Linked DNA regions of Homo sapiens: all the other regions are linked to region 1. A link is a contact called in ENCODE Hi-C or POLR2A ChIA-PET data. All regions are on one chromosome and are shown on one strand. The core of a region is the stretch at or near the end of the contact, and the rest is flanking DNA. Distances in the headings are between cores, read along the strand shown. Region 1 holds the start of DDX60L (DExD/H-box 60 like). Region 2 holds the start of SH3RF1 (SH3 domain containing ring finger 1). Region 3 overlaps LOC105377527 (a long non-coding RNA gene).

What was found. A loop is a pair of places that touch in the nucleus more often than their neighbours do. ChIA-PET counts read pairs that join two places held with the same protein, here RNA polymerase II (POLR2A). Pooled maps may share reads with other maps.
Region 2: a map of ascending aorta shows a loop between it and region 1 (2.8-fold over the local background). The contact joins the promoter of SH3RF1 here to the promoter of DDX60L in region 1. A Hi-C loop is called at or near these places in 1 of 168 maps with a recorded cell type or tissue (ascending aorta), 1 of 37 single-sample maps with no recorded cell type and 8 of 50 pooled maps. POLR2A ChIA-PET finds 5 or more read pairs at or near these places in 1 of 52 experiments (Caco-2).
Region 3: POLR2A ChIA-PET joins it to region 1 with 11 read pairs in Panc1. The contact joins the enhancer-like site here to the promoter of DDX60L in region 1. A Hi-C loop is called at or near these places in 1 of 168 maps with a recorded cell type or tissue (PC-9). POLR2A ChIA-PET finds 5 or more read pairs at or near these places in 3 of 52 experiments (A549, Panc1 and activated CD4-positive, alpha-beta T cell).

The regions. Positions count from the first base shown.
Region 1 is chr4:168,478,346-168,483,030 of GRCh38, forward strand. DDX60L (DExD/H-box 60 like) reads right to left here and starts at 2,147. Exons shown (of 38, transcript NM_001012967.3): 1 at 2,032-2,147. RefSeq lists an enhancer at 2,166-2,405.
Region 2 is chr4:169,268,116-169,272,800 of GRCh38, forward strand. It overlaps SH3RF1 (SH3 domain containing ring finger 1), which reads right to left and starts at 2,841. Exons shown (of 12, transcript NM_020870.4): 1 at 2,744-2,841; 2 at 705-1,192. The coding sequence starts at 1,097. RefSeq lists silencers at 2,062-2,281, 2,522-3,281, 3,322-3,471.
Region 3 is chr4:169,060,879-169,065,563 of GRCh38, forward strand. It overlaps LOC105377527 (a long non-coding RNA gene), which reads right to left. Exons shown (of 5, transcript XR_939429.3): 4 at 543-701. Among named protein-coding and RNA genes, the nearest start is that of CBR4-DT, 53 kb to the left of the region's middle. Within about 2 kb of position 1,798, at least 16 of the 41 ENCODE cell types and tissues checked have a DNase peak (open chromatin) inside an H3K27ac peak, as active enhancers do.

The sequences.
Region 1 (4,685 bases), core at 897-3,396:
TTGAGAGGGAATTAGGATGAAAATAGAAACTCTCTGGGTGTAATTAACGGCATAGGGAACTAACTAGAGCATAAGAAGCTGGATACATTTCTTAGAGAATTGTATTTCCAAATAAACTATGAGCTGCCTTAAAAATGGTTACATCAGTAAAACAAGCAGCAGGTTATAAAAAAGGGTGATATCAGTAAATCAACCAGCAGGTCTCCATACTTACAAAGCAGAAAATGAGCCTGCAGCAGGGAAAACCACAGAGATTTCCACCCACATCAACATAGCCGTGGATGATAATTAACATGGGTATTTTATTAAAAGCCATAAAGCTAATCCTGAGAAGAATTTTTAAAAATATATAATTCATATTAGAAGTATTTCTTTCACAGGGAGTCGTCGGAGTCTGTCTAAAGTAGATAAAACAAAAGACTGATTTGTAAGCATATAATTTATAAGCAACCAAGAAAGAAATGTATATCTTTGGAGTGGTAACGCCTCAGGAGAACTAAAACTGTGAGACTAAGTATGAAGGGGAAAGTAGTAGAGAAGGGCATTTAATTTTTGTTTTATGTCTTTCTCTTCTGCTTCAAATAAAACTGATCAATTATGACCCAGCATACCATGGGGTATCATACAGCAATTACTAAGTAAGACTGACAGGTACCAATAAATCATGAACCAAGAAAAGCATACCAGTATGACAGCCAAAATATCTTTTAAAGTGTATGGATCTAGAGATAGACAGATGATGGATCGATGGATGGACGGATGGTTGGATGGCTGGATGATGGATGGATGGATGGATGGATGGATGGATGGATGGATGGATAGAGAGATAGGAGCTATAGACAAAAACTTGTCTCTTTGTAGAGTATCAGGAAGGATTCACACTAAACTATCCCCAATATCTTTGGGATAGAAGGCGAAGAGCCTTGGAAGCATAACTCACCCTCATTTATTTTAGTACCCTCAACTCTCAGCACCTGAGTTCCACCAAACTTCAAACTGCAAATCTTAGATTGAATGGTATGTTACTGTTTTCAGGAGAACACTCGAAATCATGAAGGTCTGTATGTCGTTGATGTTATGGTTTGGACTTCTTATTGTGTCTTTAAAGGACTTGCTTCTGTTTGGTTCTGACCGCTTTTTCTAGCAGTCATTAGGAGCTTTCATAATCCTTAAGGCCCCATCACGGATGATGTCAGCTTCTTTGATTATGGAAAACCTTGAGAAGTTTATTATAAATTTATCAATGTAACTTTGTAAACAAAAGAGAAGCGGGAAAAAAGAACAAAGTACCTTTCCAGAGAAATAGTAAAACCTTATTTCCGCTATTAAGAGCTTAAATCCGGCCGGGCGCGGTGGCTCACGCCTGTAATCCCAGCACTTTGGGCGGCCTAGGCGGGCGGGTCACGAGGTCAGGAGATCGAGACCATCCTGGCCTAACATGGTGAAACCCCGTCTCTACTAAAAATAAAAAATAAAAAATAAAAAAAAATTAGCCGGGCGTGGTGGCGGGTGCCTGTAGTCCCAGCTACTCGGGAGGTTGAGGCAGGAGAATAGCGTGAACCCGGAAGGTGGAGGTTGCAGTGAGCAGAGATAACGCCACTGCACTCCAGCCTGGGCGACAGAGCGAGACTGACTCAAAAAAAAAAAAAAAAAAAAAGCTTAAATACAAGACGGAAAAAAGGGAAGCGGCTTGCTGCCTGTCAATGTCCAGGTTCGAATGGCTGTGCTCAGATGTGGTGACCCTTACTTTCTCCTCAGCACCCCAGATCCCCAGGCCCCCTCGGGTGCAGAGGACCCGTTAAATGCCTGAGCACTCTCCTCTCTCACGGTGGTTGTCCCTCTTCCCTACCTCTCCGCGAAGCTGCCGCCCGAGCCCAGTGGGCGCCCCAGCTTCCCTCGCCCGGCGCGCACGAAGCCACCAGGCCACCTCCCCGCCCGGTCCATCTGGATGTTGAAGGAATCCTAGAACCCCCGCGGGACAGCTCCGCTCCAGGGTCCCTAGCGACACCCGACGTCACCCGCAATCCTCACCCCGGCCGCCGAACCTGCTAGGTCCAAAGAGCTTCGGAGCTGCACGCCCCGCGGGGAGGAGGTGGAGCAGAGGAGACCGAGCGCAGAGCCTGGCGTCGGACTGGGCGCTCTGAGCCACACAGCAGCCAGCGCCTGAGTTTTTATCTAGGGAGTTAGTTTCGGTTTCTTTTCTCCACCGCGAGGCCTTTTCGATTTCCGCAGTTTTCTGGAGGTAGAATATAGGTCTGCATTGGTTTACTCTGAGAATCTTAGGGAAGTAATAGTAGAAGCGATGATATGCTATCTGGGACATGCATGTAATTGTAAAGGGAAAGAAAGCAGAGAAATCTGGGACTCTAAACAAGGAATTGAGGCTGAGAGTAAATGCAGCACGCTAAGCACTATGAAAGTCTGCGGTGAGGTGTGGCGTTTTTCTTTTCTGGCAAGGTACTGGACAGGCAAAAATGGAGTAAAAAAGGATTAGGGGCTTTGAGTTTCTGTCCTAAGAAGTTCATTTTATGAAAAATTTCCAATAGTATAACTGTCCAGTGTGAACATTTGAAAGACCAATCATCTATCACAGAGAATTTAAATTGAGAAGAAGAATGCTCTTTAGTTTTGTCATCAAGCTCATTAATGTTTGAAATTCGAGTTTCAACCCCAGCCCATCATGGTCTTTAGTGCTCCAGACGCTTAATTCCATGACGTTATGCATGTGCAGAATATATTGAGATTCAAGGTGGTGGTGAGGGTGCCCCAGTAACGGCATGGGGTAATAAATGGAGAGAAATCGAAACCGGAAGTTCTGTCTTCAAGAAAAGGAAAGGGTGGAAGTGACTTGTTCACAATAGAAAGAGCCCAGAAGAACAAAGTTTTTTCTCAGACTCTGGAATATAAAGTGGCTTCGAAAAGGAGGTGAAAACATTGCTCACTTCTGTCAGGATTTTTCTTTAATTTTATGTTTGGTTGAAAATAGTTATGATTCTCTTTCTCAATGAGGATGACATTGAGAAAGAACCTGAAATGACTCATGATTAAGTCATGAGTTCATCTCAGATGAATTCCTCTCTAGCATCTGATACTGGACCTTTGTATCATAAGAATGCATTTGCTAGCAGCAGAAAATTGGGCTTTGCTGTAAAAGCATTCATTGAGCTTTTTATGTGCCAGGCAATAGGCTAAGCCCTTAACATGTATTATCACATTAAATCTCACAGAAATCCCATGAGCAACTTTACTGTTGCTATTTTATGGATGAGGTAAATAAGGCTTAGAGAATTCAATTACTTGTCGATGACCCTACAGGTAGTTAATGGTAGCCAAGACTTCAAAATTTAATTCCAAAGATAATATCTACAATATTCTCTGTATATATTATCTCATTCCAGTTCTTTTAAATACTACAGTGTCATTATTCCTCCCCCAAAGCACATACAATTTAATGGGGATTTCCTCTTTTGGTTGTAGAAGTGGGCCCTACATGTTCTTAATATAATTGACTGTCTGCTGTTGTTTTTCTCTCTTAAAGATATAGATGTATCAGGTGGGGATTCCCTAGATGTTAACTCCACACATCCCACTTCCCACCGCAAAGTATATGTACAATGCACATAAGCAGACTCTACTCCAAATCAATATCCAGTTCTCTTCCACTTTAATAATATGTTACCATAACTCCAGCCTGGACATTATCCAGAAACTTGAAAATCATAAACTCCATTTCCACTTTTTAGAGACTTCCCCCTTGCCTCAATCTCTCAGTCTCCTTAGGAGCCCCACTCTTTCACCTCCCCAGGATCAACTCTGTGAACAGGCACTGAACCTTCCTCTCACTAACATTCTCAACTGCTTCATCCACTCTCTTTCCTCTGCACCTTCACTGCAACTTGATCACCTCAATCTAGTAAACCATTTTTTGCCCTTACCAGGACATTGAAGGAAATTGTCTAATATTTTTCACCTCAGATTTACTGTTTATGACTATAGGTTCCTGATCTTTTTTACAGTGGCCCTTAAAACCCTACAGCATCTTGCTGTTCTCTTCAAGTCCACTAAGAATATATCTGTTTTAAAGAGACTCCTTTTAACTGTCTGACACCTCCATCTAGTCCAAGAAGCCCATGACATGCTCCACATACAATATAACCACTCCCTTTTGAGTTGGTTACCTCCAGCTTCCTCAGGAATCTCACTCCATTCCTATATTGTTAACCTCTCTCTATTTACAGCTGTGGTAGACTGAATAATGGTCTCCCAAAGACATCTATGTCCTAATCCTTGTACCTATAAATATGTCATCTTCTGTTGCAAAAAGAACTTTGCAGATATTCCTAAGAATCTTGAGATGGGGAAATTACCCTGGATTATCTGGGGACCTGATATAATCAGAAGGGTCCTTATAAGAGGGAAGGACTATTATCAAAAAGGAACCAGGACAAGGATAATGTGGGAAATTATCAGGATTTCAAGACTGCAAAGGATGGTAAAAGTAAGAGACTCACTGCTGGGAAAACGTACTCTGGAGAAAAAGTCATGAGTACAGCTGGACAACCTTTTGCTAGTGCTTCAAAAAGATCTCTGTGACATACACAGGAAATCCAAAAGATTTCTGAGAATATCAGCAGAAACACTGCCAGCTTGAACTGAAAGGTACAGAGAGAGAATAAAATGAAAGA
Region 2 (4,685 bases), core at 1,591-4,090, 790 kb after region 1:
TAGCTGTCCAAATAATTAGCTTCATCTAAAATTATTTCAGCCCAAACTCAAATCCCAAGAAAAATCATTTCGATGGAAATACTTCATTTCATTCACTATAAAGCCCAACATAAAGCTAGATGTTTTAGTGTAGTCCTAAGTGACATTTTGTTGCTACAGCAACGAAACTCTGCTACCTGTAGCCATGATTTGTTAAGAATTCCACCAACGAGTAAATTCTGTGCTGTGTATTCATAAAACCAATAGAATGATTCTAAGCAACATAAAAATTAAGGCTTGATTTCCTATTTATGATTTACCCACACACATACTTACAACATATATACTACATATGTACTACATACATGTAATTATGACTCTGAGCCCCATCAAAATGATAAAATACCAAATTTCCATTTTAAAATGGGCACAGAACAAAAGCTGGTTTAGATTTCATTCACTAATTGCTACTTGTTTCCCAAAATTTATCTTAAAAGATAACAGAGACTATCTAGAGATAATTTTCAAAACAATAAAATTTATTATTTATATCCAATCTCATTCCAAGATGGGGGAAAAAAATATTCAGAGGTATAATCTATCTGTTCCAGTATGTATGGTTTCCTAAGCAATGAGTTGACTTCGAAAACACCAAGCTAAAGAATAAAGAAAAAATGTGGACATTACCACCTTTATTCACCAAACTACCTCTGTAGGCTACTTACCCTCACTGGGGGGCTCCAGGATTGCACCCGAGGCTGCTGTCCGCCCTGGGAGCTCTGCAGATCTTTTGAGCTACAATTAGCCACAGTGCTGCTCTGAGACCTTAATGCATTTGTGCAGTTGGTCCCACTTCCCCCACCAGGACCAGGTTTCCAAGGCCTCTGTTTGATGCCATCCAGAAGTCTGACCAGCAAGATGTTACTGGGAAGCTCCTCGACACCCGAGCCAACAAGAGTCCTGCACTCGGGACATCTGAGTTCATTTCGAGAACCTACGATCCCCAGCAAACATCGCTTGCAAAACGTATGCTGGCAAGGCAAGACCTTCGCAGAAGCATCAAGGCGCTCTAGACACACCGGACACTCCAAAAGATCCAACAAGGCTGATTCATCCATCTTTATCTACTTTACTGAGAAAAAATCTTCAGAAATGTTCATAGTTGTGTGCATCCCTTAAAATGACTCATGTAACATCCATTTCAGACTTTGCTCTAGAGTCATGGGGAAAAGGGGGAAAAGAGAACATGAGTGTTGTTATCTAGGGAAAAAGTTCAAAGGAGCCAAGAATCAAAAAGTACCCAAAAGTACACTATTCCCTGTCTGAATAGTGTAGCTTTGCTTTGGAATGTGGGTTCCTAAACTCCAAAGTCAACAACTGAAAACAAAACAGGCTTTCTAAACAACGCAAAATTAACCCCTAAAGATATCTAGGGATTCACTGGGCAAACACAAGGCACAGAGTATTACATAATTCCCGCAGAAGGATTTATGAAGTGCAATAAGGAACATAATTTCTTAAGCTCTGAAAGTGGTATCAGCTGCCTTAATAAAGTCTTCAACTCATAGGAGAAGCTGACAGAGGCCATTGAAAGTTTCCTCTACCTGAAATTTACTTTTATATCCAACTAAATTCCCTTTTTTAAGCCACTTTAGCGTTTAAGAAACCATGCCTCATGTAATCGCTCGTGGTAAATGATCCCAATATTAAATACATATGTTTCTTCGCTGTTATTAAAAATAGAACTGTTTAATTTTGCCCAACCAAAAAGAGCTGAAGGTTGACAATTCTAAAAGACACAGATTTGCTTGAAAGCAGCTAAAACAGAAAAGCGCCCTTCAGGGCAGTAGTTGATAAACTCTGAAACACATTTCTGAACGGCCTGTCCTAATCCCATTCAGAAAAGCTGGCAAAATTATCACCAAAAGAATTCGACAATGGAAGGTTGGACTGGAAACTGTGGGCATATGAAAATGAGGCCATTCAGGAAAAAGCAAGCCACTTACTGCGCCGCTCTCCCCCCACCGCCAAAATAAATGTAAAAGTGAATGCCCAGGAGAACGGGAGTAAAAAGATTTGGCTGGGAGCATTAACAGCTGTTCTTGACAAAGCCGGAGCGGGGGAGCCCCAGGGCTGCACCCCCGCTCCCACGGCGCCAAGCACAGGTACTCCCAAGCCCGCAGGGAGGCGCGGCGGCCGCTCGCCGCAGACACACCCCGGGGCCAGGTGTCGGCGGCACCCGGCAGGAGCCGGTCGCGGCCTGGGGCTGCGGCCCGGCCGGTCCCGGCGTGGGGATCTCACCCTACAGCCTCCCTCATCTCCGCCTCCCTTTAGCTCAGGCCGGGGACACAAATCCCTCTACACGACTGCGGGAAGTTTTCAAGGACTTAAAAATAAATGCGCAGGCTTAAGTTGCGAAACTCAGCCCCACAGAGTGCCACGGGGAAGCAGCTTTCTAGCCCAGCCAAGATAAGGCGACAGTCCCCAGAGAGACCGCGCCATCCGGGAAGCAGGGGGTGCTGGGCTGCGCCCGGGGAGACCGCGGCACGGAGCCCTGGCAGCTTCCTGCCCGGAGAAGGCAGAGGCCGCGGGCTGCTCCGCTTCCGCAGGTCCTGATTCCCGGCCCACGGGGACCCGAGGGCGAGGGGAGAGAGAGACCGACCCAGGGCGGGGATGGGGGAATGTCGAGACCACCGCCTTCTCCGCGGCTAGGGGTCCGCCGACGCTGGGTCCCCGTCGACCCCGCGCCGGCCGCGCGCCCTACCTCGCGCCTCGGCTCCTCCTCTTTGTTCGCGGCCCCGCAGCGGCTGCGGCGGCTGATGCAGATGCGGCCCCACCGCGCTCGCCGCTCGCAGTGTCTCTGACGCCGCGGCGGCACCGGGAGACTCCTCTCTGCTGCCCCCCTCACGCGCGCACACACACCACGCCGCCGCCGCCGCCTCCCACTTTCCCAGCCAAGGAGGGCGGAGGAAGAGGAGGAGGAGGCCGGGACGCAGCCGGCGCCCGGGGCGCAAGGGGGCGGCCCCGCGCCACAGCGCCTTCCCCGGGAGCGGGCGCGGCACCTCTCGGAGCCACCCGCCGCCGCGCCGGCCTCCCGCGCTGAGGTGACCTGCGCCCAGTACCCCGCCGGAGCCCGGGGGCGGGATTGGGGCGGCGGCCTGAGGGGGCGCTGCAAGAGCCTAGAGGATGGGGAGCGGGGCCCCCAGGGGACTACGAGGGGAAGGCTCGGGGACGGACGCCTTCTCCCTGAGGAGAACGCGCCTGAAAAATGGAGCCACCGGACGGGAAGGCGGCGGGAGTGGAGGCTGGGGGAAGCAGGAAGAAGCCCCGGGACAGGGTCCCGCCGCCTCCTCCTCCCCCCGGCGGGGCTGGGAGCCCTGGACGGACCCTTCCTCCCCAGGCTGGGCGAGTCGCGGCGCGGGAGGGGCTGGGTCCGCGGAGGCGGCGGGAGCAGCCCTGGCGGGAACCGATCCCGCTGCGCTTTGCGTCTGGTTGCCCACCCCGGACACTTACTTGGTAGAGTCGGAGCGAAGTGTTGCCCCTTAGGGCCGAGAGCGGCGTGGTGAATCGATGGGGACAGTGCCGCGGCCACCTGTCCGCACCCAGCCATCAGTCACCCCAGGACCCAAACCGGAGCAAGCCTGGAGGACCGCTGACCCCAAAGCCCAAGACTAGGAAAACGGTAGTACGGACTTCCAACCCAGGCTCGGGGGCTCTGTTATCCCTGCCCTAAGTGGGGAGAATTGAGTCTGACCTCAGGTGGGCTGGCACCGCAAAGCACGCTGAGAGGCGCCTCTTTTATCTGAGCCTGGGTGGCTGCCATCATCGCAGTAATCTTTGTTTTGGTTGCCCCAAGCACACACCTGTAAACCGAAGTGGAGTTTTGAAAAACATCTTGTCCATAGGTTTTGAGGTTTTTCAGTCTCGATTTAGTGGAGAAGCAAGTTAAAATTTTGTCACTGATCTAAAGTTGACATTACTATATTTGCATTTACCATCAATTTACAAAAAGTTATCCCAAATACCCCTCCTCAAAGGTGGGCAGAAACTAGGTGGTTATAAGAAGAAAGGGTTACAACAGATGATGCAAGAAATCTCTGCCCAGCCACCAACTAGGTTTATGATTTGACGAGGAGTCTCAGTTTATCCTCTAGTCTCCAGCTAGGGCCACAGCTAAACCATTCAAGACATAAGGATCACATAAGCCTGAAAAAATTATGACAGCTAACAATGATCACTCACTGTAAATCAGGCACTGTGCTGAACATTTTTCATGCATCAGTTCAATTCTCTCAGCAACCCTCTATGTCATCTTTTCTCAGCCTTGTTCTAAATAGATTCATATGCTGAGAGTCATAATGTATGAAAACCAAAAATAATAGCCCACTTCCCCTTCCATTAGAAGTGAGCAAATACATGGGCATTTGAGCTGAGAAAGACGACGGAAGGAATGAATGGAATGGAGAATTTCTAGTCCAGTTTGCAAACTGAAAGTTACTACTTAGTTCTGCATGTGGAACTGGGCAGATAGATGAAGATGAGGCTGACCAGAAGATTACAGTCAATAAACAGATAGGGATTATTTGCAGTTATTAAAACTGAAGCTCAAATAGGTTAACTTTCCCCTGGTCACACAGTAAGTAATGTTGAACCAAGACTCAGTCCCAGCTCTCTGGATTCCAAGTCCAGTTCTCTTTGCACCATTC
Region 3 (4,685 bases), core at 548-3,047, 580 kb after region 1:
AGCAAAACCCTGTCTCCACTAAAAATACAGAAATTAGCTGGGCGTGGTGCCACAGGCCTGTAATCCCAGCTATTCCGGAGGCTGAGGCACTAGGATTGCTTGAACCCAGGAGGCAGAGGTTGCAGTGAGCCAAGACCACGCCTGTCTCAAAAAAAAAAATTAAACATTAAAAAGATTAACTTTTTAATGTTTAATTTTTGTGGGTACATAGTAGGTGTATATATTTATGGGTTGCATGAGATACTCTGGATACAGGTATGCAATGCATAATAATCACCTCATGGAAAACGAGGTATCTGTCCCCTTAAGTATTTATTTTTTATGTTATAAACAATCCAGTTATACTCTTTTCATTATTTTTAAAAGTGCAGTTAAATTATTATTGACTATAGTCACCCTGTTGTGCTATCAAATATTAGGTCTTATTCATTCTTTCTATTTTTTTTTTTTGTACCCATTAACCATCCCCACTTCTCCCCCACCCATCTTCCCTCTGAAAAAATTCAGACAGTCTTCCTGGGTTAGTGGGGAATGGATTGTACCTCCTGCAGTGCTCCTTGAAGACAATTTGAGAGATGTGTTCTCTGCGATAAACCAAAGAATTTGAAATCTTGGGCTTGCAGGTTGAAAAATACATAGTATCCTCATGTATGTTCATTACTTAGTGTTGGATGAGGTTTCCAAAGCCATATGTACAAATTCTAGAGTTAAAAACAAAAGCTGTCAGAGTGGGGAATAACGTCATTCAACTTGGCCATGCAATTTGCCTCTTGTCCCAATAATATATGTTTTGGTAAAATAACATTTGAGGGACAAAAAGAGGATGCCAGATCTAAATTAATTTTAGAACAAAGTAATATATGCCAGGCATGGTGGCTCACGCCTATAATCCCAGCACTTTGGGAAGCCGAGGCGGGTGGATCACCTGAGGTCAGGAGTTCAAGACCAGCCTGGCCAACATGGCAAAACTCCGTCTCTACTAAAAATACAAAAATTAGCCATGCATTGTGGCAAGTGCCTGAGGGAGGCTGAGGCAGGAGAATTGCTTGAACCCAGGAGGTGGAGGTTGCAGTGAGCCGAGATCACGCCACTGCACCCCAGCCTGGGTGACAAGACACTCTGTCTCAAAACACACACACACACACACAAAAGTAATATAAAGAAGCAAACACAGGTGAAATACCCAAAGGTTATTATTTACAGATGTCTCATATTTTCAAAGCCCCCAACTTGGCAGCTGTCTTTCCCAGACCCTGTGTAGCATGTTAAAAACTGCTGATTAGGCCGGGCACAGTGGCTCACGCCTGTAATCCCAGCACTTTGGGAGGCCGAGGCAGGCGGATCACCTGAGGTCGGGAGTTCGAGACCAGCCTGACCAATATGGAGAAACCCTGTCTCTATTAAAAATACAAAAATCAGCTGCGCATGGTGGCGCATGCCTGTAATCCCAGCTAGTCGGGAGGCTGAGGTAGGAGAATTGCTTGAACCTGGGAGGCAGAGGTTGCGGTGAGCCGAGATTGCGCCATTGCACTCTAGACTAGGCAACAAGAGTGAAACTCCGTCTCAAAAAAAAGAAAAAAAACAAAACTGCTAGTTAACTCTTAGAGTGTCACAGACTTGTAAACTGCATGATTTGTTTAGTATCAAATAAAAACCAGAGCCTTTCTGATTTAAACCAACACTCCTTTCCCCAGGTTTTATCTCATTTATGTGGGGCACAGAAAGTTGCAGCCTTTCCAACATAAACCTCTGCCAGCACCAGCTCATATTAAGTAAATGTGTGGGATCAACAACGGAGCGCTGTTGACATTTTTTCAGGCCCCTCCCATGCTTGGGTCATCAGGATCCAAGCCTCTCCCTGAGCTTCCAGCTCTAAAATTATATGACTCTAGTTACTTTGGCAGCTATTCAGAGGAAAAAGAAAATAGGGAGGAAGGAGGGAAAAAAAGATAATTACTGAAGCATCGTCCCTAAAATTCTGATGGCATTGGGTAGGAAGGGTGTTTATAAAATAGTCGTGATCACAGCAGATAGACATGGCAGTGATCAGAGAAGCGTCCTTGAATAGCCCCTGATGTTCACACCTCCATACTGACATTTGTTATCATAACGGCCTTGGTGGTTAAACTGAGATGTGTTCTTAAGCAAGAGGCCCCAGGGCTGTGTGGCTTTATCTTTTCCCCTCTGAATCGCAGGGAGAAAGAGCAGTTCCACAATCAGTTCTGTGTATTTCTTATTATGTTCCTTAGCGGTTCCTAAGGTGGTCATAAAGAGAATGACTCTGTTACATAAGACAGTCACTGTTGAACCAGGATCTCCCAGGGCCTGCGTCCTTACCTAGTAGCAACCGTGAAACACATGAACTCTTCCAGGCAGAGTAAAATATACCCAAATGGGTAACGACTGTAATTCCACAGCTAAATGCTGCTTTTGCGGCATCTAAATCAATGTGCTCCCCCATCAAACTCCAGCATATGAGGGTAGAAGTGTCACTGCATTTTATTTTATTTTATTTTGTTTTATTATTTTATTATTTTTTTGAGACAGGATCTCACTCTATCACCCAGGCTGGAGTGCAGTGGCATGATCATGGCTCACTGCAGTCTTGACCTCCTGGGCTCAAAGGATCCTCCCACCTCTGCCTCCCAAATAGCTGGGACTGCAGGCTAATTTTTAAATTTTTTTGTGGAGATGGGGCCTCACAATATGGCTCAGGCTGGTCTCAAATTCCTTGGCTCAAGCAATCCTCCTGCCTTGGCCTCCCTAAGTGCTGAGATTACAGGCGTGAGTCACTGCACTCAGCTGGCATTGCATTTTAGACATTATCTAAGTGTAATCTTTGTTCACAGATGCATCAGAAAACACCGAGTTTGATCAGCCATCTGAATTAGAAACAGTAATAACAAAAATCACAACACTTTAGCATCCAAACAGTTAAGGGAGGAGAGCCGTTGTTGAATTCTCTCTTGAAACTCATCATGATGAGGCTGTACCAAGAGGGCGATGTAACTGTGGGTACCGGGGCCTGCAGAAAATCCCCCCTGGCTCCTTCTGAGCTGCCACTCAGGGCTTTATTTATCCCACCCGTATCTCTCCTTCAGAGTGACACAGTCAGCAAGTCACTGGACTGCGGACTGTGGCATCGTGGTCTTTTGTGTTGGTCTTCTCAGCAAGAACCTGATTTCTGGCTTTGCTCAGCATCCATCCTCCCACCCCATCAGCTATGGCTGTGCAGTGAAGCTAATGGGGTTGAAGCTTCAGAATCCCTCATTTGCACGGGCTCCTTCCAAGGCCCTACAAGGACCCTTAGCCGTGTGTGTGTGTGTTTATATATAAAATTTCTATAAGTAAGAAACTGCAATTTTAGGGGATTAAGATCATTTGCATTCTGCTCCAACGCCACTTGTGTTAGGGGTCCTAGAAGTGGCTGTGAGCATTTTGGGGAATTGGCTAACGGCAAGTTGAGTTAGGGGTACATTTAGTTGGACTTGGTAAAACACAGTCATCTGATTTGCAGATGTGTCTGTGCATAGTTGAAGTTATTGCTACTCATCCTGATGTAGGAATGGCTTCCAGGAAAACGCCCTCTCCCTGTGCCAACTCACTGGGCATCAGGACATGAAGGTGCAGGCCAAAATTTGCATCATGATATAAATGTGTGCTGTGGCTTCTGGCACCACAAGTATGTGTCTCATGAACATAAAACACAGTTTGGAGCCAGAAGCCAGTCTGGGGGAATATTCTTTCCAATTTTATAGCTTGTATGTATATCAAGAGAACTTGATAGAGGTTATACCAAATTTAACAACAACCTTGGATAGAATTTTAAATGACAGGCCAGGCGCAGTGGTTCACACCTGTAATCCCAGCACTTTGGGAGGCTGAGGTGGGCAATCACCTGAGCTCAGGAGTTCGAGACCAGCTTGGCCAACATGGTGAAACGCCTATCTCTACTAAAAGTACAAAAAGTAGCCGGGTGTTGTGGCACACATATATTATCCCAGCTACTTGGGAGGCTAACGCAGGAGAATCACTGGAACCCAGGAGGCGGAGGGTGCAGTGAGCCGAGATCATACCACTGCACTCCAGCCTGGGCAATAGAGTGAGACTCGGTCTCAAAAAAAAAAAGAAAAAAAAAAGAAAGTTTTAAATGACATTACCAAACAAAACTTTCAAACTATGTATAAGTACATTGCAATCCACCATGCTAGAAGAAAAACTGAATGATTCTATTCTCTTTAGAGAAAATGAAATTATAAAATTGTTTTCTCTCAAAAGGTCACCTAAGAATACACAGCCAAAAAATACAAGGGGTAGGGGAGTACGATAGAAGTATAGCAAGTGGGCCAGGCGCAGTGGCTCATGCCTGTAATCCCAGCTACAGGAGGCTGAGGCTGGAGTATCTCTTGAACCTGGGAGGCAGAGGTTGCAGTGAGCCGAGATCGAGCCACTGCACTCCAGCCTGGGCAACAGAGTGAGACTCTGTCTCAAAAAAAAAAAAAAAAAAAAAAAGTATAGCAAGTGGTTAATAAAATATTATGTACTTTTTGGAGTTTTATGATTTTGTGTGATTTGTTAGCTTTTGATAATGTGATTTGCTGTACATTCTTTGCTCATTATGTGATAACTATTTATCTACATAACTTTGTATTCTTCTACTTAAAAAGGGCGCCCAGATTCTGTAA